3 separate regions of the Mus musculus genome follow, and regions 1 and 3 are each linked to region 2. The links are chromatin loops, found by intact Hi-C in ENCODE. Cell type or tissue: heart. All regions are shown on one strand.

Region 1 (8,000 bases), 100 kb after region 2:
AACCAAACAGAACCATCTCTTCCCAGAAGACCCCAGTCCTTCTGCTGGGCCCGCAGGGCTGCCGGCGCAGTCCTTCTGCTGGGCCCGCAGGGCTGCCGGCGCAGTCCTTCTGCTGGGCCCGCAGGGCTGCCGGCGCAGTCCTTCTGCTGGGCCCGCAGGGCTGCCGGCGCAGTCCTTCTGCTGGGCCCGCAGGGCTGCCGGCGCAGCTCTGTCTTCTCTCGCACTTGAACCCACAGAGTCGTAGATACATGTCTGCTCGACTGAAGAAGCCTGTGTCTCTTTTCTTAGTGACCAAGGAGTAGAGAAAATTCAAGTTCACAGGGAATCACATAAAGATAGTGTGGGTCTCTGGCAGAGAGCCCAGGACAGCTTGTTATTAGAATAAACTGGAGCAGGGAACAATCTCTCAAACATGTTGAAATATTAAAAGGCTCGCTAAGCATTCCATACAGAGGCGACTGGAGTGTTCCTGTGAGCGTTGTGATAAGTTTTGGGGCAGAGTGGTGAGTAGGTAGTGGTCTGCTCCTCCCTTCCTGTCCTTCCTGGCTATGGCTTTGCAGAGAGAGAGCGTGTTTGGGGAATGGTATCTAGTCTTATAGAAAGGGAGCCATCAGATTGGCTTTTAAGGCCATCTGAACAAGGATGCTGCGTAGTTTCCATTCAGTCATGGCTGTACTCTGTCCATGCAGCAGGGAAGCCCCTGCCTATTGGCTCGGTCTTTATCCCGCAGATAAGTAAGCCCTGACCCACTGAAGACTTCTAACCAGCTACGAGCTATCCCTTGAGGCCTGGAGCAGTGAGTTAAAGATGACCAGACCTGGAGTGATGGTGTTGTAGGGTTCTTCGTGTCTATCTTTGGCAGCCCCAGTATTCTGGGAGCAGCTGGTTTCACCTTTGATCTACCGGAGTTTACCAGGCCTGTCACACCCTCATGATGGACACCAAGGAGTGACAAATGGGGTTCTATTTTTGAGCCTGTTAACACCTGTGACCTGGCCTTTCCCGAGTCTGACTGTTGTAGATTTCGACCCAATATAAACCCTCAGCAGCCTTGTGTCTCTGGACAGGCTACTTCCTGTTCTGAGTCATCCAGCAGTAACTGAAGTTTGAGGACACTGTTGGAGGAACCCGTGTGGCACTTACTGCAGTGTTGGCAATGAAGGAAGCAAAAGGTTCTAGTTGCCACCAACTTCTTAATCTGTCTGAGAGATACCGAGCAGGTCACAGGACAGGCTCTGTCTTGGGAGAACAGGAAGGGGGCTCGTGCAGGTTAAAGATGCACTGGGTCCCCACCTGAGCTGTGCACATGGGTTATTGTTTTTCAACTCTTACAGCCACATCTGTTTTACTTAGAGAATTTCTTTTGGCATCCGTCTTAGTCAGGGTTTTACTGCTGTGAACAGACACCATGACCATGGCAAGTCTTATAAAAAACAACATTTAAATGGGGCCGGCTTACAGGTTCAGAGGTTCAGTCCATCATCAAGTGGGAGGATGGCAGCGTCCGGGCAGGCATGGCTCAGGCAAAGCTGGGAATTCTATGTCTTCATCCAAAGGCTGTTAGTAGAAAACTGACTTCCAGGCACCTAGGGTGAGAGTATTAAGCCCACACCCACAATGACACACCTACTCTAACCAGGTCACACCTATTCCAACAAGGCCACACCTCCAAATGGTGCCACTCCCTGGTCCAAGAATATATAAACTATCACAGCATCTTTTACCCGGTCCTGAGAAGCATTAAAGGCAAATGAAGAGGCAGTCACTGCCAACACTCCCTGCCTCATGTATGCACGCACGCACGCACAGAGGAGGGGCATAGATGCTAGAGCAGTAGGCGGGGAGGGTTCATATTCACTGCTCCTTCAGTGTTTACCTCCCCCGCCTCCTTCAGTCAGCACCCCATGTATCTTAGGAAACAGGCCATTCGGTCACTCCTCTTGTCAGGTGCCAAGCTGTGGTTAGAAGCCTGTCAAGCCACCTGCCACGTGTAAGGCCTACTTTCCTTCCCATCCCTCGGACAGTGGCATTACCATCCTCCGCTGGTTGTTTCTGAATCTTAGCTCCTACTGGGCATCTCAGGTTTTGCCATGTCTTCATAAACACAAGTCTTTCTGTCTCAGCCAAATGTAGCCCTGGGTAGAAAGGCAGGTTCTCTCCCTCTCCCTCCCTCTCCCCCCCCCCCCCCCCCCCCGCCTTGAACTCACAGAGATCCACCTGCCTCACCCTCCTGAATGCTGGAATTAAAGGCTTATGCCATTGCTGCCTGGCTCAGATGTTCACTTTCAATAAAACATGTGAAAACTGGAAAACTGGACAAACCAGACAGACTCTCCACCCCTCCCCCCAGTGACTGAAGAAACAGGCCCAGAAAGGTGACATGAATTTTAAGAGTCACACAGCCAAGAATCTAGACAGGGTAAACCAGGTCTTTTCATGGCCGACCAGAAGTCTTTTTAAAGTGTCTTATGAATGATTCTTTTCTTAGCAGAAATATACCACAATAGTGTCTGTAATAGTAGATTTGGCTGCCTCATTTTAATTACCCCTAACAAAGCCTATATTAGTGAGTTTGGGTGTCCAACCGTAGACCTTTCCATTCAGACACGAAGAGGCCTAAAGAGCTATTATGAATGTGTAAAAACTTCTGTGGCTTGAAAGCCATCTCCTACCCAAGCTGATGGTAACCTTAAGAAAGCTCCACTAAGGGCAGAGCCATAAAAAGAAAATTCATTTCTGCAACCGATTGCGGGCTTTCAAGTACTGTGTCATAAAGTTCAGCCTCTGATCCTTCCTTCATTTTGTGGGTGGAAAAAAAAAACCCAAAAAACCAAAACACACACACAAAAAAACCCAAAACCAAAACAAAAAATCCAAAGCTGTTGGTCACTGGCTTGAGATCCTGGTGTGTTCTGTATGTTTCGTATATCCCTTTGGTGGGGTGTTGAGTGGATCCAGAGACGCGTAGCTTTACCTGCACACATACGTCCTTAGTCTGGAGAATCCTGTGAGGGTTCTACAGTCCATATGTAATGCTTGGGCTGTCAGCTAAGCCCAAAGAATTAGGCCACACAACAGGCTTCTAAACAGAAGACTTCCTCCTGGAGGCCATCAGTGGGATTACACTAAACAATATTTATATATTTTCCTCTCATGAGGGAAGCTTTGGGCAGCCTGTGTCTCTGTCCGTGGTTCTGACAATGTAGGGCTCCATCACAGGAGGGACAGTGACTTTTCCTTCAGTCTTCCTTTCTAGCTTGTTTTTAGATGTATATTTCCATGTCACCCTATAACTGGTGGGATCCTTCCAGGTTCTCATGGCGAGCATGCGTTCTTTCATCAGGTGACGTCATGCAAAGCACCACTATGTGCTCTTGTTAAGTACCCTGAATGTGCTGTGTCTGTCACTGAAGACATTTCTCCTGTTGCTCATCTTACATGGGCAAAGTGGGTCTTCACGGGCTGGCTGTGGACAGTGCAGGCATTTCAGCCCAGGTACCTCTGTGCAGGAGGCCTCCCAACCCTCCCAGCCAAGTTCCTTGTGTAGTCTCAGGTGGGGATAACTCTCTGGAGCATGCTTTTAAGTTAGCTTCAGATGGAGGATTCTCATTGTGATCTATGGCAGAGTGTAAGGGCTTGTTGCCGAATTTATTTATGTATTCATTCATTCATTCATTCATTCATTCACTTTATATCCCACTCACTGCCCCACTTTCTGGTCACCCCTTCCTACAATTCTCTCCCTACCCTCTACCCTTCTCCTCTGAGAAGTTAGGCTACCCTGGGCATTCCCCGACCCTGGCACATCGAGTCTCAGTGAGGCTAGGTGCATCCTCTCCCACTGAGGCCAGACAAGACAGCCCAGCTAGAACATGTCCCATGGACAGGCAACAGCTTTTGGGATAGCCCCCGCTCCAGTTGTTGGGGACCCACATGAAGACCAGGCTGCACATCTGCTACCTATGTGCAGGGAGGCCTAGGTCCAGCCTGTGTATACTCGTTGGTTCATGGACCAGTCTCTGAGAGCTCCAAAGGCTAGCCTTACAACCAAAAATATTTTGCCATTTTTAATCTACTGATTACTCTTTTCTGGGGACAGTTCCCTTTTGTGCTGAGAAGGAATTCAGAAGTAAATGATCTGACGGACTTACATGACCCTCTCCGTGTGTGTGTGTGTGTGTGTGTGTGTGTGTGTGTGTGTGGTTGTCAGTGAAGATACATTCAGGATTCCTTTGAAGGTTTGGTGGAAATATTCCTGCTACTGCCCTCTGCTTATCCAACCCAGTGAGGCTAAGTCAGTAACAGTAACATTTATGGTTTGAGCTAGCACTTCTGCATTGCTTGGCATGCACCCAGAGCTGTTTTCTGGGCTTCACAGGCATTAATGCACCACAGGAACTCTGTGAAGGAGATACTGTAATCCTCACATGTAATATGTGAGATAGCAGAGCCCAGGGAAGCTAAGCCATCGGCCCAAGGTCAGAAGTGTTACGTTTCACTTTGATGGTAGCTCAGTGGGGTCTTTAGTACTAAGAGAGTGATTAGAATGAGGGCTGTTTGCTCCTAGATCAGCTATTGGACCATTATCAAGTTTCAGAGACCATGGGGCCTGCTTTCTTGAGCTCCAAGGACTCAGCCTCCCAGTTGGTTAGTGTTCCCCAGCAGGACCCAGTCCTGAGCCACGGACAAAGCAGGAAGCATTCGGTTTTTGGTCCTATCATTGCTCTCATCCCTGTTGGCAGGGAGTATGGCCTGCCAATGGGATGGGCTGTGGATGGCTTATAAGGTGATGGAGGATGGACAGCCGGATGCAGGGAATCACTACGATGTCTGGAAATGTGCTGAGTGCCTCAGCATGCTTTGAAATAATGCCCATGGAGGAACAAAGGTGCAGAGCTGGACACCACGCACTAGAACTCTGCCCCAGTGTTCAGCTCGACGTGTCTCTGAATTCTCTGTGTGGCTCGGCTGTTTAACATTTTTGCTTTTCTTTTTTTTCTCTTTTGTCTCCTTTTTCTCTCTCCCTCCCTTTCCCCATCTCCCCATTTCACCTTCTCCTTCTCTCTTTCCTCCTGCCTACCCCCCACCCCCCCTCATTCCCATCCACTTCTACTTTCTCCTCTCCCCATAGCCGTCGCATGGGGACAAGACTTCAAATCCCGAAGTTCTGAAATGGATGAACGATTTGGCCAAGGGGCGCAAACAGCTCAAAGGCAAGTGTCCCTTCCCTCAGAGAGCACCATCGGTAATAGCGTAATGTCCAGGACAATTGCAGCCCATTTCCACCTGAGCCTCCTTGGGCTTTGGTTTCCTTCTTGAACTGAGGCTGCATTTGAGACGACCCCACACATCATTCAGGCCCCATTTAATAAACCCCCTTACGAGAGAGACCTGGGACCTCCAGTCAACCTGCGGAGTTCTAACTTCTCTGGTTACCAGATTATTGGAAACAAAACCACCCTAATCCACTTCTCAGATCCAGAGCACAGGTGAGTGTGCTAATCCACGCCAGGACTGCCATGTGGCTTGGACGTATTGAGCCATGCAGACGACTTGGCTCCCTGCCTCTGGGACCAATTCTCTTCTTCTTTTGTCCCTTTCTGGGATGGCAGTGTACTGTTACTGCTAAGGACAATCACTGTAGGCTCATACCGTTCTTTTCTTCCTTCCTTTGTTCTGTAGGTCCATATTTAAGATACAGGGGAGTTGGTCCAAATTTCTGGAAGTTTCATGACCAAGAATTGGAAGGGACGAGTACTTTGATGCTAGTGGTGTATCATGCTTATAAAATATGCAGTGTTTAAACTTCAAGCCGGAGCTTGGCATGGTGGCTTATCATCTCAGGATTTGGAAAGCTGAGGCAAGAGAATTGATAGGCTGGACTATATAGTAGATTTCAGGCAAGCATACACTACAGCTAGATGCCAAGTGAAACAGCAACATAAAAACAAAAGCAAAAAATCCTCATAAAGCCAGCACAAAGCTAAATGAATAAAGTGAGCTATACTGTATAATTGAAAAAAAAATCAGAATAAATGGTCTTATTCAACTTCTTGCTATGGCATACTCTGAAATGCAATTCCCTGTTAAGTCCTAGGCAGGTTTTTTTGTTTTTGTTTTTTTTGTTTGTTTGTTTGTTTGTTTTTTAATGTCTTCTGTTGAGAAAAGCCACATTGTTAGAATGGTGGGCTCTGGATTTTGAAAATTAACATTTTCAAAATTGTGGTGAAGAAGGGTTGAAGAGTGCTTGCTTCTCTTTTAGAAGACCCAAGTTTAGTCCTCAGCACCCTCACTGCTAGGGGACTCACAGCTAGCTATCACAGAGTTAAACCTTTGAGGGGAAAGAGCATTCGATAAAAATGTGAGGTGTGTCAAGCGTGTGAGCTGGAATTCCCAAAGCCCTTCTCATCTCTTCTAGTTCCTCAGGTTTGCGTATGTGATGCCAAGCCTCTGAATCTCAAGAGGTTTTACTATACACATGCCTTTTACCATGCACACCAACAAACTGCTGCACAGAGAGTTTCAAGTGCTAGAGTGGGCAACAGTGGAAACCTGGGGGCAGGGGAGAGGAGGTCTCCCCCCAGAAGTCTGCTGCAATCCAAATCCGAATTCTTGTCTCATGGGGTTCTTTCCACGAGAGCCCAGTCTCTAGGGCTCTGTCTGCGAGGCTGGCTGGGTGCTTATGATATCGGGCATGGTTAAGGCTGACTTTCCTAGCTTTGCTCATACCTAGGGAATTCAGGAGAAGCAGCTCTGTTTTCATCTGGGCCAGTGAGTCCTTTCCTGCTCATGGTAACTCAAGGCATTTCTCTTAGAACTAAAGCTGAAGCTGTCGGAAGAGCAAGGGAGTACGCCCAAGGGCCCTCGGAGAAACCTGTCCTGTGAACAGCCTCCAGTCCCCAGAGAAAATGGCAAGTCGGAAGCCGTGGGCCCCGAACCAGGCTCCTCTGGCGAGGAGACTTCAGATGCTGTGGTGCCGGAGAAGAGAGAACAGACCCCTCCCCAGGACGATGGGAAGGTACCTCAGCAGCCTCAGCATGGCGGGGCAAGGACATGCTTTTGGTCACCTGTCAGAGCACTTCACCACCAGAGTCACATCTTTAGGAGATTGTTGAGTTCCTGGTGGGTTAATGACTGTGACGTAGGAGCACTGCTGTGGGATTCTAGGAGGTTCCACTTCCGGAGGAGGGGTGTGTTGGAGGACGATGGTAAGGATAGGATATGGTCTCTGCTCCACCACATTAGTAAATAATTCCCAAGTCTAGGCAATATGCATATAAGCTCCAACATTGTCCTTTCCTCCATGGTGAAGTGTTATAAAGAGGGGAGAGGCATACAGCAAGAGTTTCATGCCCTAAGAATAGAGCTGTGATTTCTCGGGAGTGATAGGCTGGGATCAAAGATTTCAGCTACAGATATAAGTTTTGAAATCTGAGGCAGCTGGATAGTGTTGTCAGTGAGGTATTAGGATATGTAAGCCTGGAGCTTAGCGGGAAAAAAAGATTATATTTTATAAAGAAAAGCAGCACTGACCTGGGTAATCCCTTTCCATGAGGCTTTCCATCTGGCTTAGGCCTGGGGAGCTTTCTTAAGGTCCCTCCCGTATCAAAGCTGAGGCTGATGTAGTTGACCTTTGACTTGCTGTGTAAGGGCAGGAGTCACCTTGTCGCCTCTTGGATCCCTTCCACCATCTTCCACCCCAGCCACCCCATTGTGCAGCTTGCACAGAAAGACTGTTTCCTGTTCAGAGCATCACGGTGTCTATACACGATAGGTATTGTATATGTGTTTGCTCGAGGGAACTGACAAATGAATGACATTCGACCCTGGAATGAAGTCCTGTGGAGAAGTGTGCTCACCTTTCCTATTCTGCCATGCATGATCTGGTCTTACTGAGGCCACATGCCAGATCTCAGAAGGCTTGGATGTCCTGCTTCAGTTTTTTTTTTCCCCCTGGGCCTTGTGTACTGCAGGTACACACGGCACCCCAGTCACTGCCA
Region 2 (8,000 bases):
CACGAAATCCAGAATCCTCTGTAAGATTTAATACTTCATTTTCCCACCTATCTGGACTGAATGTGCCCTTTAAGTTAGGCAGAACAGAGAGAGACTGTGTGACAAAGTGGACAGGGTATACACAAACATTAATTTAGAGATATGTGCTTTGATGGAGGTGACCCAGCCCATAAAGAGAATTTTACCTGTGTCTGTTGAGCACTCAATAGCTTAGACAATAACCACTCAGAGAAATGAGGCCCCCTTTTGCTATGGTGTCAAAGACTAGGCGGGGAGGAAGGGTTAGAGGATACAGATATAAGCAGAGGGATTTAATCTTTTTAGTGGAAAATTATCTCTGCAGGGAGGCAAGAGTCCTCTGTGCATACACCAGGAGGTCTGGCTATTCCCTGGAGGACTGGCAGGAAGCACCAAGTCACTGTGTCCAGGCCAATGGAGCAGGCCTCCGTTGACTTCCTGGCATTGTAAAGATTCTGGCCCGATGCCCCAGCATCCCTCAGAAAGTGATTTCTCAGAATTGTCTGGTCCTCCAGGGATGTGCAAGCATTTTAAATTGAGTTACAAAGAGAATACACAAACATTGTCCGTGGAGCATCTGGTCAAACGTGATGATTTTCAGAGACGTTAAGAAGCCATGGAACAGCATGAAAGCCTGGGCGTAGAAAGTCAGCAGTGTCTATAAACCTGTTATCCATTTGTAGTCATCTTTTCTCTTTCAAACTCCATGTTTACATGTTTCTTATTATAGCAATAATGAGAACAAGGATAACGTTAGCATTTATTAACTGTTTAAAACAATTTTAACTTCTCAGTTCCAAAAATGTCATTTAATCTTTGGAATAACCCCTGTAACAGAGTCTATCTCTACCTAAGAATGAGGAAAGCAAGTCATAAGGTGATTAAAAAAAAAAAAATTGGGCTGGAGAGATGGCTCAGTGGTTAAGGACACTGATTGCTCTTCCAGAGGACCTGGGTTCAATTCCCAGGACCCACATGGCAGCTTAGTCTGTAACTCCACTTCTAAGGGATCTGACACTCTCATACAGACATACACGAAGGCAAAACACCAAGGCACATAAGATAAAAATAAATAGATAAGAATACTGAAAAAATTAAGAAGGAAAAGGGAACTATTAGAACTAAGTATGAAATTCAGATGGTTTGCTTTCAGAAAAACTGAAACTTTTAACAAGAAGGTGAGCTAATTACATTCAAATTCTAGCCTATTTTTCCCCAGTTATTCTATTTATTGAATTGAAAACCACGCACCCTGTCCATTCTATACACACTGGCATACCTAAGAGCAAAGGCTTCCTGTTAACAGGGACTGCATCTGTGATATCGTTAAGAATGTGCATCATTAGTTCAGCAAACAACGCCAGGTGATGTTTTCTCTGAAGCCCTTTGTAGGCATGATGGTGGTCGGTCTGTTTAGCCTAAGTTACATTTTACTTTAAGGAGTTTGAGAAGCCCAACTACCCAGTACCTTTGTTTTTCCCTTTTGTTCTCCACTTGTGCACAACATTCTGCCTACCTAGGTGCAGTCTCAGAGTTGAAAAGACAGAATAGCTTTCTTTGCTGTCCTTGAATTTGTAACGTCTCCTCTCCTTTAACCCCCCCCCCCAAAAAAAAAAAAACCAAAAAACCATGTTTTAGCCATGCTACATACAACCACAGAGAAGTCTGGACCCTGTCGCTGGCCTGGGAAATACTCTGGCTTCCTTACAGATCTCTGTGACAATGTTCCTCTTCTCCCTTTGAACTTTTCCCAAACTGTTGTTCAGATAAGCCGAAGGCTCCAAAGGAACCTTTGCTGATATCCATCAGTATTGTTCATTCCAGGGTGAACAGGACATCTCATTTTAAAAAGGCACTTGAAAACCTCTTACCAAAAAAAAAAAAAAAAAAAAAAAAAAAAAAAAAAAACAGATGAAGATACGATCAAGAATTGGATGAGTGTTTAAAAACCCCAAGTGGTTTCCATCAGGGTTTTAATCTAGAGTATTCTTAACTTTTAGCCATAATATACTGAACTGACTGTCTTTCTTCTGTATGAATAGTTCTTACAAGCTTTTCTGGATCCTTTCTGTTTGTGGGCTGTGGAGAACTAGTCTTTTCCTCCCTCTGGGCATTATTGAATCTCTGGATTTGTGGAGCACGTTTATTATTTCATTTTATTTTATTTTTATTTTTTAAAAATTTATTTATTTATTTATTTTTATTCTGGTCTGCCATTCACCCCGCCCCCGCTCACCATTCCATCCCCGCCCCCAAGAGGATGTCGCCACCCCCTCCCCTCACTTTACCAGACCTCCCCACTCCCCAGGGCCTCAAGTCTCTCAAGGGTTAGGTGCATCTTCTCTGAGGCCAGACCCAGCAGTCCTCTGCTGTATATGTGTTGGCCGCCTCATATCAGCTGGTGTATGACGCCTGGCTGGTGGCTCAGTTTCTGAGAGATCTCCGGGTTCCAGGTCAGTTGAGACTGCTGGTCTTCCCATGGGGCTGCCCTCCTCCTCAGCTTCTTCCAGCTTTTCCCCAATTCATCCACAGGGGTCCCCCGCTTCTGTCCATTGGTTGGGTGCTAGTATCTGCATCTGACTCTTTCAGCTGCTTGTTGGGCCTCTCAGAGGGTTCATTATATTTTCAACTGGTCCACAGCATATTCATATCAACTGCTGTTTTTCAGGTGAAAGCATTGTTCCTTCTGTTCTAGATGAATCACTGGAGATGTTTACGCAATCAAAAGGCTGGTCTTTCTTCACACTGAACTACCCAGAATGGGCACCACAGCCCTCGAGCGCAGGGGCGTTTGGGAAAGTGACAGTCTTTGGATCTGAGGACAGGAAGATATCCTGTGATTAGACTTCACGTTGCCATCTAGAACCTAGTTCCATGGGACAGTAGGATTAAGAACACATGCATAGTATAGTTCAACACGTAAGTCTGTGATCGTATTTCAAAATTCAGAGGCAGGTCTTTCCAAGTCAAGGTCAACATGTCAGGAAACATGGACAATGGGAACGGGGCAGGGTAAACATCTCCAAGCAAGAATAAAGCGGGGTGGGGGTGGGGCTGACCGGCCCTCCCTTCCCCCAACAAAGTAGACTCCATCAAAGGGAACAACGTTTGTGAGTTGTCATTCCATCCTTTGTGAAGGTGCGGGGCTGCTGTGGGGGTAGGAGTCCATCTCCCCGCCTGGCACGGTGTCCTAGGCATCAGCGAAGGCCTGGAAAGCATTCTACATTCGCCTGCATAGGTTCATTCACATCTCTGTGGTCCTGCGCTGGGCGCTTCCTCTAGCGGAGTAAAATAACAAGAGCGCAGACGGACCTGTCGGGATGCAGCCCGCCCTTGGGAGCCCTTTTGTTCTAGGCAATAAAAACCAACACACAGTGAAAATAAATCAAAACTCAGCATCCATATCCCTCTCCTCCTTCTCGATCTCTCCATGCTTTCAGGAAAAGCGACAGAAGCATCTTTGCTCGTTTGCATCCCTAGGGTGGGGTGGGGGCTGGGGAGGTAACAAGCCATGGGAGGCGGGCATTGTATCCACTGGGGGGTGGGGGGGACGACGCAATCTGTATTGCCAGCTGAGGCTGAGGTGGCAGGCTCAAGCAGCTTGGACTCTCTGTAGCTCCTAGCTGCCTACCAGGGTTGCGCGGAGCAGCTCCAGGTTCCTGAGGCTGAAGCCCCCGGTCGCGCGCCGCCGCGCCCCGCCCCATCGTCCCCGCAGCCTCGCGGGCTGCTGGGCTTTGTGGTTCGCCGGTGCCGCTGGGCCCCTGCTGGGGGTGTCGTCAGGAGCATGTGCAGACAGCAGCCCAAGGTAGAGCGAGCGTGCCGGGCGAGCCCTAAGACTTGCCTGGCAATGCCATGTTTGTGTGGGTGCTCTAACTCCGGGAGAGCAATTAGGGAGACGGCTCCCCGGCCGCACTTGGCTCATGTTTTCTTGTTTCTGTTTCAGCCTTCAGGATAATTCCTTCGGCAGCGCCGCTGTAACTGAGTAAGTGCTTCTTGCCCTTACAATCGACTTGCATTCCTGTCTCCGAAGCAACTATGGTGAAGGTATCCCCTCCCGCTGCCACCCCACTCCACCCCACCCCACCCCTGTCCCCAAGCCCTCTTTCCAGGCGATGCATTGTCTCCTGGATCCTGAGGCTGCGAGGCTGGCGGGGCCCACAAACCTCACACAGGTTGCAGCCAGTATTTTGGCAGCTCGGGGTGGAGGGTGCGCGGGGGTAGGGAGTGAGGAGCGGAAGCGGGGGGTGGGGGGAGTAATAAACCTAGCTTGATTGCTGCGGGAGGCTCCGTGGCCCAAAATATGCAATCTTGGAGCTTAGCTTAAAAAAAAATCTATGTGACATGTCAGAAAGGAAGCTGGGTTGTATTTTGCCAACATGAGTGTCAGTTTTCATGGAGTGCACGCAGTGTACATTTGCCCCAAATAGACGGATGTGAGCTAGCAGGAGTTTAATTCCAGCATATTTAAACAGGGTAAACTCACCTTCCCTCTCCGTGTGTACAGATTTTTAAGACACAGTGCGGTAAACTTTTCTAGATGCCTTTTTGTGATTTTTCTCGTCTGGCCACAATAATGTGACTATAGAGAAACGCCTTGCCTGACTAACAACCTAATAACAGTTCATAGTGGAGGGAAGGGAAATAATGTTTTACTCTAGGCCAGCCCGTGTGTGTGCGTGTGTGTGTGTGTGTGTGTGTGTGTGTGTTGATATTGATAGTGCTTTGTTTTTATTTTGGTCATCTCTTCCTTAGTATTTTCTTAATAGAATCTATATATCAGAGGTGAACGTGGAGTAGATTTTGCTGGCACTGTATGCAATTCACATATAGCTGGGAGTATAAACTATATGTATTCCATTTTATCGTAGGGAAATTAGTGTTTACTTCTGGGACCTTTTGGTAAAAGCTACTCGGTAAAAGCTTTTTGCAGCAGGCTGTGTGTGTGTGTGCATGCGCAAAGTTGTGTATCCCACTACTTAAGAGAATTGTGAGTTTCATACAGAGGCTACAAGTGGCTTAGAAGCTGTTTGCTAAAGAAACCTGAACAGTGACGAGAGCATCTTTTGGCTTTCAGATCCTGCCACTGTTGCAGAGACTTGGAGAGGGAGGGCTGAGGTTCCACTGTGCTTTCTGGGCCTCTTCCCCATGCACTTTTGCTTGTCTGGTTTGCTACTGACTTAGTACCCCGCTTTGAGCTCATCTAAGTGGGGTCTCTTTAAAATAAGGACCAGGTTGACTTTCAATGATTCACTATGGCCTGTCCACTGGAACCCTGGACACGATAGTGACATTGCCTTGCAATAGAAAGATAGAGAAAGAGAGAGGTGGGGAGAGATACCTGTGGGCCAAGGATGAGGCCTGAATTTCCTGGATAAGTGGTCAGGTAACATCTCTCTTTTCCTCTGGGTTCCTTGGCACCACATGTTTTTCTGGGCCTGATTCTTGGGAGTGTTGTGTGGCTGTATTCCTAGAGTCAGCCATAGTCACAGGCCCAGGAGTTTCAAGATGGAGACTTTTAGTTCCAGCTTTCATATGGTGTGTGTGTGTGTGTGTGTGTGTGTGTGTGTGTGTGTGTTTGTTATGGTTAAATGCTGGGGAGACTCTTGGTGTCTTGTCCTTGGATACTCCCCAAGGAGTTCTGATTGCATAAGATCACGTTACCCTCAGAGAAGTGACAGAGGTTCCTTTTAAAAGGCTGTGAGTAGTGTCTGGGAAGCCATCTGGCTAATGCAAGAATCTAAGGAACTTGCAACACACCCAAAGCCCCACAGGTGTGACCCGGCTCAGCTGAGGGGCGTCCTAAACCAGTGGTTGTCAAAACGGAACATTGTTCATCTTCTCCTCTCAATAATATGAAACTGTTCCTGGGTCTGTGGACTCCCGGCAGGACCAGAGGGTGCTATCCTGAGACACAGACATAGCAGCTTGTCCTGGAAGTGTTTGGGTGCCATGTTAGTCTGTCCCGAGGAGGTTCTTTCCTCTTCAATGTTTCTGAGAGGCAAAGATCCTCTGGCTCCTGTCTTCACCCATGTCCAGTGCCTCCTCTCCAGACCACTGAAAGTTCAGGCCTCTGGTGTTGATCCTTATTAAAATGGAAATTAAAAACTCTGTGCCTTGGAAGGCGCATCCAAGCAGTCATTAGAGTTCCCTATGAATTATTTTATCAGATAGACTTATGTGAGAGGATGCTGCTTGACCAGTCGTGATTATTTGTATGTGCGCGCGCGCCTGTGTGTGTATGCATATGTGTGCCGTGTGCGCTCATACAGTGTGTGCATGAGGGAGCCTTTGGAGGTCAGAGGTTAACATCCTATGTCTCCTTTGATTTCATTCAACCTCATTTCTCACTGAACTTGGAGTTTATGATGGGTTAAGACTGGCCAATGAGCTCTGGGGAATCCTCCGGTCTCCATCCATCCCCAGACCCAAGGCTTTATAGGTACCACCACTAGGATGGACTGACTTTAAAGTGGTTGCTGGGGACTCACATTCAGGTCTTCATACCTGAGCCTAAGACAGTGTCCCACTGAGCCAGGGCTCTGTCTCCCCAGCTGGAGGTCCTGGGAAGAGTCACAGGAAGAGTGGAATTAGGAATCAAGGGGCAGAATCCTTTTCGTTTTGTTTTTCTCAGGCCTTGAAAGGCCTGTGCAGATCTGGGTGAATTTAACTCATTCTCTATACAATCCCTCCCCCAGCCCCCTCCCCCAACATCAGAGTGGCCTTAGCCTTTTGTTACTTCTGCAGCATCTTTTCAGGACGTGCTGTTTTTAAAGTCTGTTGCTGGGTCACTGTGTTTAGATTGGTGCCTCCTTTGCCAAAGTCCTGCCTAGGAGCCTCTAAGGGTGGTTAACACAATGACCTGATAACCTCCACCTGGAGAAGACTGACTCTGGTGAAAGCTATAGACCCTCCAGGCTAAGAGAAGACCTAGAATTTGGATGCGAGTCAGGTCAGAGGTAGCTTGGGTTCTAGAAACAGTTAGATGACATCATTTTAGAAGCATATACTAGTTAAGTGGCTGGGCAATGCTGCTTAAAAGTTTACATTACAAGAAGCTGGAGAGATGGCCTAGTGGGTTACGTGCACTGGCTGCTTTTCCAGAGGATCAGGGTTCAATTCCCAGCACCCATGTGGCTGTCTGTAACTCTAGTTCCAGGGGATCTGATGCCTTCACATAGACATACATGTAGGCAAACACCAATGCTCATTAAAAAAAAAAAAGTTTACATGACAGGGCTGGGGGGGCCCTGGGTTTGATTCCGAGCACCAAATAAAACTGAATGGTGGTAGTGGTTGTGAATACCATAATCTCTAGTACTTGGTGGTAGAGACAGGAGGATCAGATTGGAGTTCAAGGTCATCTTTGGCTACACATAGCACAGTTTTAGACCAGGCTGGATTACAAGAGATGTTTCAAAAAACAGAACCCTACAGACAACCTGCCCCATTACACAGTTTCACATTTTACCTGAGCTCAGAGCTGTATGGGGCTGAGGCGGGGCCAGGCTGGTGTCTGCTCATCTCAATCAGGTGGTCCATCGAGCACTGGTGCAGGTGGCTCAGGAAAATTCCCCAAGAGGTTGGCTCTCGGCAACTTCGCCATCAGGGGTCTGATGTTGCAGGGAAAGAGAAACCATTTCTCCTCCACCCAGGCAAGCTGGGGCCTCTCTTCCTATTTAACCAGAGAAGATAACTTCTCATGGACACACTTTTAGCTCCCATTAGAGATCCCATTATTCCAAGAAGTCTGGTTCTCCTGTCTCCCAAGCCTGTGGGAATATGGACTGGCAATGTCACGTGACTTCTGTCTGTCGTCTGTGAGGTGTGGTGCAGGAACTAGTGAGGTTCCCTGGAGTAAAATCTTGGAATCTTGGGTATTAACTTAGCCTTCCTGGGGCGGTATTTCTTCCTAATGTCAGGCTGGACTGAGAAGTCGTGGACGGTCATGTGGGCTGTGACCTGGGCACCTCTTTCTTTTGTTT
Region 3 (8,000 bases), 54 kb after region 2:
GAGACCAGCTATTCAAACATAAATGCTGCTTAAATATTAACTTCCAGAGAGAAGAAATGGGTGGATCCCCCTGAGACCACATGACATAGAAAAGGAGATAGGCTTCAGAAAATATGGGTGCTTGGGATGGAACGCAGTGGGTAGCTGCGGTCAGTCTTTGGTGGCTTGGTTTTAGGAGAACCAGGAGCCTGAAGAAAGAAGGGAATTAAGCATTAGTTTTGTGATGACTTCAAACAAGAGTCTGGTGTGCCTTGTCAGATTTGAGGGAGACTGGGACTATGCCTCTGATTCTCCAATCACTTCGCCCTTCCCTCTCAGACTGACCCTAAGCCAAGTACCGTTTATCATGAAGTAAGTAGGCCCATATGAACAGGACAAGAAAGGCTGAGTGCACCCCACATTCAGAGGTTGCTTTCTGCCACATCCATGTCTGTTTACCCTCTTTCCTTCTGCTAGTCCAGAGGCTGGCCCATAAGTCTAGGATCACTGTTCTCCTAGCATCTGGGTAGTGATATGGTCTTGGCTGTGTTCTCTGTAGTATCACACCAACATGAAGGGTATACTTAGCCCTAGGAAGCTGAGATGTCTTGAGTTTGAAGTTTTGCCAAATGACTTTAGGAAAAATATTTCCTTCTACAGTAATGTGTTTCCTGGGAGAGATTGATTCTGCATTGGTCGTCTGCTAAACTATTGCCTGTGGGCTTTTAGAATAATATTTTCCAATAAGGAATCCCCCCAAATTGTTGGTTATTACTCTATATCTCTTAATATTTTGATTTAGTAGGTCTGAATTAAGTCATGTCTATCTCTGTTTGATTATTGGTATTTGTTTGTTTGTTTGTTGTTATTGGGGACAGGGTTTTTCTATGTAGCCTTAACTGTCCTAGAACTCGCTCTGTAGACTAGGCTGGCCTTGAACTCATAGGGATCCACCTTCTTCTACCTCCTAAGTTACTGGAACTAAAATTGTATGCTACCATAGCCTGCTAGTAGATATAGACCCTAATCTCCACGAGTATAAGGTAGGAGGTGGGGCCTGAGTCCTTAGTTACTGGGAGTGTGCTATTGGGGATAAGCAATCCTGGGCTTACCTAATGACATCTTTGTCCTCTCAAGAGGAATTTGTTGACCTGGACAAGTGGATGTATGAATTACTAGTCAGTTGATGAGCATCTCTTGACTTCTAATTTTTCGATGTGTGAGTTTCAGTCTGTGATAATTTCTAACTCAGTGACTTTAAAGTTAAAACCTGTGCTCTTTGATCTTCTTTATTTGGCTCAGAAGTTTATAAAGAACCAAGAAGAGGGCCTAGAGAAATGGCTCAGCAGTTAAGAGTGTTAGCTGCTCTTGGAGAAGACCCAAGTTGAGGTTCTGGTTCCTACGTTGGGCAGCTCACAACAGCTCTAGGGATGTGATGCCTTTTGGCTTCTGTGGGCACCTGCATTCATGCCCACATACCCTGAAACAGAGTATATATAATTAAAAATAGGTGTGTTTAAAACAAAGAACCAGTAAGAGATTGTCTTTGGTGTGTACTAGACAACACAGAGAGAAGCCCTTTATAATGCCAGTGCCAAGGGTGGTGGTTGTTTCTAATACAATACTACTGGAGTTTACTGGCATCTCGTCTGTGTCTACGTGTAGAGCTATTGTGTGATGTGAAGAATGTTTTGTTCAGGGTTACCCTCTTGGGATATACCTTTTGTTTTCAGAAAGAGTTTCAGGAAATGACAGCAATCCCACCAGCCAGTAGCCATCCGGCTATACATTCCTGCATCCGAATATCGAGTGCTGCGTCCTAATATTGAGGAATATTGTAAATCTTGTGATGACATTTGTGGTCAGCTTTATTTAGGCCTAAGGCCCAGTTTTCTGTGAAGCACTCTGAATACAGTTAGGTGCTTATCTTCTACTCTTTCTGACAAGGTTCTCTGAATTACAGGTTAGCTGTCTAACTAGTCTTAGGCACCAACTGGCTAGTCAGCCTTCTCAAGGAAGAAACATACTTATGGGAGTGAGAGTCATTGCAGCCTGCAGGCTTTGCTGGCATGCCTCAGGGAGAGAAGGGAGCACGGGTCTTACACACTTAATAATTGATCAGAATTGGCAACTATTCAGGAGTCTGAGATAAATACTTTATTATCAAATATATACATACATATAAATGTATATACTCATATACAAATATACAAACACACACTCATACACACACACATCATACTGGCTGTTGGGCTAGGGAGAAATAAACAGCTTAGAGGACTCTGGGTTAGATCTGTCAGCCATTGGCTAAATGCATGCTTTTAATTGAAGCAAGACTGTTCCATTAACTAAGTGAATTATAATTAAAATGTTGATATAAAATTAAAATCCTATATCCTGTGCTGGGATTGGCTGCAGAGATAAATGTTAAGCAAAATTCATGGTTCCTGTCCCACAGAGCTTGCCATCAAAAGTGACTTTTAAATAATTATAAATATATGGAATTGTGGATTGAGTAGTTCCCTATGCAACAGGTCCCCTTAAAAAGAAGACATATTTGGGAGGTACATGGTTTCTAAAGGATAAATGAATTAATTCAGAAATGGATTGGGAAGGAAGAATTAGGTAGGCACAAGGACATTTTGGTGGTTTGAATATGCTTGGCGCAGTGAGTGGTACTCTTAGGAGGTGTGGCCTTGTTGGAGTAGGTATGGTCTTGTTGGAGGAAGTGTGTCACTGTGGATGTGGGCTCCTCCTCCTAGCTGCCAGGCAGCCAGTCTTCCAATGGCTTTTGGAACAAGATTTAGAACTCTTAGCTCCTCTTTATATGCCTTGAAGATACTGGACTGAACTTCTGAGCCTGTAAACCAGCCCCAATTAAATGTTGCCCTTTAAAAGACTTGCCTTGGTCATGGTGTCTGCTCACAGCAGAAAAACCCTAAGCAGGCATCATGCCTGAAGGCATGAGCTTGGAAGGAGTGTAGTGCTTGGGAGGAACTAGAAGGATGCCCTTTTAACTACAGCACAGATGGGCGTGGCCTGAGAAGACAATGAAGAGGTGGGCCAACACTAAATCCTTCAGACATCATAAGACATTTTCAGAATTGTAGAGTGAGTGTCTCTCTGGGAACTCATGGTTACATGGGTTGTGCTTCACTCCTCCTGCCCAGGTTGTCTAACTCATTCGAGAGCTGCTGGTGAATCCTTAGTAGATTTTCTCAGAATGGTATGCGTTGAGTGCAGTGGGCAGAGGGTAGTGAGTGGCCAGATCTTTTGTGGGAAATGCTCTGGGAAAGGAGGAATAGAGAGACCAGAAGGAAACCTTTGTTATTTCAGCAAAGAGATAATAGCAGCTTTGCTCAAGATGGTAGAGAAGGGTGTGGAGAGGAGGGGACAGATAAACAAGTCATTTGAGGTAAGAAGTTGAAATCCTGGTAACATATTGGCAAGGGAGAGATGAACAGTTTAGGGGACGCTGGGATAGCTTCTCTCAGCCACTGGCTAGCTGGAAGCTTTTCACTGAAGCAGGACTGTTCCATCAACTAATTAAATTATAGTTAAAATGCTGATGTAAAAAAATCAAACCTTGAGCTAAAATACAGTGTTTCTTTCACAAATTATCACATCCTGTGGTCTGAAGTTGTTCTGGGGCCAAGAAAAATATTTGAATGCTTAGTTGGTTTTGTTGTTTTGAATTCCTGAACACCTCCCCAGAGAGGCCCACTGCAGGATGGCCCTGCAGCCCGACTCTGCAAACACTTCAGGAATCCAGCAAAAAGGGCATGCCAATTTTTAAAGCTGCCTTTCAATGGGCTGTTCACAAGCTCAGAGGCATAGATCCAGAGGAGAAGCCATTTTAACATCAGTACACAATTACCGTTGGTATTTCTCTATTGAAGTTCATTTTAAGCATCCGTATTTTTACTTACTGTATTGTGTTGATTTTGGCACTGATGGTGGAGGTATGACAGTGGTGACACTTTAGTCATATAAGAGTGGTGGCATTGCTCAGGGTAACGTCGGAAGTGTTGCTTGTGGTGGTGGTGATGTTACCAGGTGGTGTTGGTGGATGTATTGCTTGTGTGATGTTGGAGGCATTGCTTGTGTGATATTAGGGGTATTGCTCATAGATGTTGGAGGTATTGCTTGTGTAACATTAGAGGTATTGCTTGTGGTGATGTTGAGGTGTTGTCCATGATGATGTTGGAGGTGATGTCAGAGGTATTCTTGTGGTAATGGTACTGGTGCTGCTGCTGGTGCTGCTGGTGGAGGTATGGCTTGTGATGCTGTTAGTGGTGATGGTGGTAATACTGCTGATGGAGGTGAAGATGCTAATGGTGGTGTTGGTGGCAGATGCTGGCAGTGGTGGTGGTGATTGTGCCAGCCATTGTTGCAACCAGAATGATGGTATCTGTGATGAACAAGGCATCAGTATTGAGGGCCACTGTTGGGCTCTGGAGAGTACACGCTGCATGCCTTCTTGCTTACCTAGGCCTTGGCTAGGAACCAAAGTTGTGATGGATTGGCAGTGTTCTGAATTGCTCATCTCTGCCTTCCAGAGATGTGGGTTTGATGGAGACATGTAGCTGTTTGCCTGCTGCTGTGGGTGGAGGGAAGGCAGTAGAACTGAAGGGAGAATTTCAGTCTGGTGCGAATATTATGTATAAGACAATTTCTTGGCAGGATTGACCATGGTTGAAGCAATGTCTTAAGGGTGTGGGGGAGAAGGAATTGAACTCAGCTGCATACTTGTCTCCTCAGTCACGACTGAGCTTTTCCAGTAAGACTTCTGTTTATTTTTGCCTCCTTATATGACCTTTAACACTCTTTATTTTACATGAGTATACTGTTGCTCTCTTCAGACACACCAGAAGAGGGCATGGGATTTCATTACAGATGGTTGTGAGCCACCATGTGGTTGCAGGGAATTGAACTCAGGTCCCCTGGAAGAGCACTCAGTGCTCTTAACTGCTGAGCCATCTCTCCAGCCCTGAGCTTTAACATTCTTATGTCAGGCTGTCATGCTCCTTGTCTCTGGGTGATTGGCACTTTCTGACTGTGAGGGTTTGAACAGTTTTCCTTCTAGTCTGGTCTCATGTGCCTTGCTTTCTGTTTCTCCACAATCCTGCCATCCGGTGGGTCATCAGTTATTGTTGACTTACTGTTTTTTTATGTCTTTGTTCCTTTCATGAAAATACAGAGCCTAGGGCTGGAGAGATGGTTTGGCAATAGACAGCACTGGCTGCTCTCCGGAGGACTTAGTTTGATTCCCAGCACCCACATGATGGCCACAAGCATTTGTAACTCCATTCCCCGAGGATCTGATGCCCTCTTCTAGCTTCTGTGGGGACCAGGCACACATTTGGTATACAGACACATATACAGGCAGAACATCCATACATGTAAAATTAGAGATAAATCCTAAAATGAATCTATGACAGTGGACTTTTTATGCACTGTCTTGTCCCAATACCTGATCTAGATTAAGGTACATAATTGATACTTACTAAATATGTGTTGAATAAACAATGAATTATTTAGCTGCCCTTCCTTCTATTGGGTCAATGGGTATAATAATGTTAATCTCATGTGGTACTCTTGAGGATTAATTGAAGTAATTTGATTAAACCACCTGGCATGACCAGCTGGATGCTGGAGGGCTGGTGAAGTCTTGGATTCCATTATTTTCTTCCTTAAAACTGCTTTCTCTCTGGTAACTACAAAACAGGTTCTGGTTAGCTTCTTGTCTTCGTATGCTGCTTCTTCATTTTCTTCATGACTATCTTTCCTCTTCCTCTCCTTTCCTCTTCCTTCCTTCCCCTCCCCTCCCCTCCTCTCCCCCTCCCCTCCTCTCCCCCTCCTCTCCCCTCCCTTCTCCTAGCCTAACCTATTCCCTCCCTCCCCTTCCCTTCCCTTTTCTTTTTTCCCTTTCTCCTTCCCTTTCTTCCTTCATCAGGTCCGGGATCCAAACCCAGGGCCTTTCACTGCCGAGCAAGGACTCTGCCAATGACCAACTCCCATGGCTTGTCTGTCTTTTGTCTTCTGGGCCAGTTCTAAAGAAGATAGTAATAGCTGCCTCATGGGACATGAAGGGCTGTTCATAAATGATGCTTACTGTTACTGACAGCTGTATAAAAACAATACAGGGGGTCTAGTGTCACATAAAACAGCACACTGGAATCATTACATAATTCTGATGACTAATGGCATATTTTAATAATAACCAAGTTTTGGTGAGCTGCCAGAGAAGCCAACATCCATGACAGATGGCTCACAGCTGCCTGTGGCTTCAGCTGCAGAGGTTGCAACATTGCCTTCTGGCCTCAATGCACCCTGGGCTCACATGCATATTCTCATATACAGACACATGGGCCCATAATTTAAAATAAATCTTTAAAAACACCACACTCCTAGTTTCTTTGGTTTACAACAACCGTGAAAGCATAGTTTGAGGACCACCATAGATAACAAAGAACTTAGGACCAATTCAATGATTTGGAAAGAAGGGATGGCTTAATCTCTGTCCCCAGGAGTCCTTTTGCTACCTTGCCATGTTGGTGGCTCAGGAGACCAAGAGAGGTGGTGCAGCTGAACCTCAAAGTCTTCCTCATTCTCTGCTCATTGTGGCTGTGCATACTTGACCTGGTGACTGGGAGCCCGAGCCTTCTGATGACTGCAGGAGGAAGATGCTAGCCTGTGCAGGCGTGGAGGGCATCCTCAGTGTGCTCCTGCATGGTCGTCCTGTTCCGCCACTCTTTTATATACTCTCAGAAGCACACTGACCCAACTTTCGGCTACAGGGAAAATTTCGCTTATTATTTTGAAGGAACCAGGCCGATGGTGTTGCTCAGTGTACCTTTCTGAATGGGTTATGGCATGCTGAACTCATTAACCTCCGGAGCCGTTCAGAGAGCGTTGTCTTTAGTATCTAAGTTGACTCAGTGTTCCAGCTGTAAATGACTCTATCTGCAAAAGAGTCTTCTTAAAACAAGTTAACTCATGGACTAAGCATCCTAAACTGTATTCAGCAAGACAGCTGGCCTTTTAATAAGAGCTATAATTTGTTTATTACAAACTAAAATAGGAGCTCTGGCAGACAAACTCAGGTGGTGTCTAACATATGCCACCGGGCATAGAATTTGACAAGTCTGGATTTGGACCTGAGCATCTACCAGAAGTAGGGTTTCTTGTTTTATTTTGTTTTTAAGCAAACAAGGGACTCAACATCATACACCTTGCCTTTCTTTCTGCTCCTTTTTCTTCTATTTGGAGATATTGAGTGGCAAAACCCAGCTTCAGTATCTAACCCAGCATCGGCTATAGAATTTGTTGTGTAAATTCAGTGACAGGACAAAACCTTTGTGAGTGTGCATACATATGGTGTGTGTTTGTGTGTGTGTGTGTGTGTGTGTGTGTGTGTGTGTATGGGTCCAGGTGTACATTGTGGAGATCACAGGGCCACCATGGGTGTAGGTCTGTCCCTACCATTTATTACAGTGATCTCTATTGTTAACCCCTGCATATGCATGGATGGGGAGGCTGAGAAGGCCTCCCTGGGGAGGGGATAGTGAGCCGAGCTGATGATTGATTGGCAAGAGCCAGCCATGTGAAGATCTGGGTAAAGCATCCCAGACCCAGAATGGCTGGAGGGGCGGGGTTTGAAGTAGAATAGGGACTGTGTGCTTAGGAAACAGGGGTGACCAGGATGACTGGGAGGAGGGCTAGAGAAACAGAGGAGAGCAGGTCAGAGAGGTTTCCTGTGCTCACATCCTCTGTGTATCCCAGACCACTGAAGGAGGCTGAACGTTGCCCTTTGATGGTAGGGAACCACTTGGGATTTTCAACAGGAACATGACCAAGATCTATGGCCGCCAGCTTCAAATGTGTGTTGTCAAAATGGTTCTTTCAAATGGACATAATTTTCCTTTATATTTTGTAGAATAGACCAGAGGGCTACCATTTGGCCAAAGGATGCTTTTGGAACTCAGCAGGACTTACATGAGGTAGGTGGAAAAATTACG

The links. Peaks named below come from ENCODE experiments on the same cell type or tissue, not always from the same donor. Only the 100,000 strongest peaks of a DNase experiment are listed, where the experiment ranks them.
Region 1: it touches region 2 in a loop (2.0-fold over the local background); 9 of 42 quality-filtered maps call a loop at or near these places.
Region 3: it touches region 2 in a loop (2.4-fold over the local background); 8 of 42 quality-filtered maps call a loop at or near these places.

Annotation. Positions count from the first base shown.
Region 1 is chr10:70,537,513-70,545,512 of GRCm38, forward strand. It overlaps Fam13c (family with sequence similarity 13, member C), which reads left to right. Exons shown (of 14, transcript NM_024244.4): 9 at 5,132-5,213; 10 at 6,816-7,018. Among named protein-coding and RNA genes, the nearest start is that of Phyhipl, 58 kb to the right of the region's middle. In heart, a CTCF peak has its summit at 3,105 (motif pointing left); no DNase peak of the experiment used is centred here.
Region 2 is chr10:70,437,076-70,445,075 of GRCm38, forward strand. It overlaps Fam13c (family with sequence similarity 13, member C), which reads left to right and starts at 3,835. Exons shown (of 14, transcript NM_024244.4): 1 at 3,835-4,000. The coding sequence starts at 3,939. In heart, a CTCF peak has its summit at 3,627; DNase peaks (open chromatin) are centred at 436, 3,166 and 3,806; H3K4me3 peaks cover 1,809 bases; H3K27ac peaks cover 1,474 bases.
Region 3 is chr10:70,490,968-70,498,967 of GRCm38, forward strand. Fam13c (family with sequence similarity 13, member C) reads left to right here. Exons shown (of 14, transcript NM_024244.4): 5 at 7,919-7,982. Among named protein-coding and RNA genes, the nearest start is that of Fam13c, 54 kb to the left of the region's middle. In heart, no CTCF peak of the experiment used is centred here; DNase peaks (open chromatin) are centred at 3,714 and 6,214; H3K27ac peaks cover 434 bases.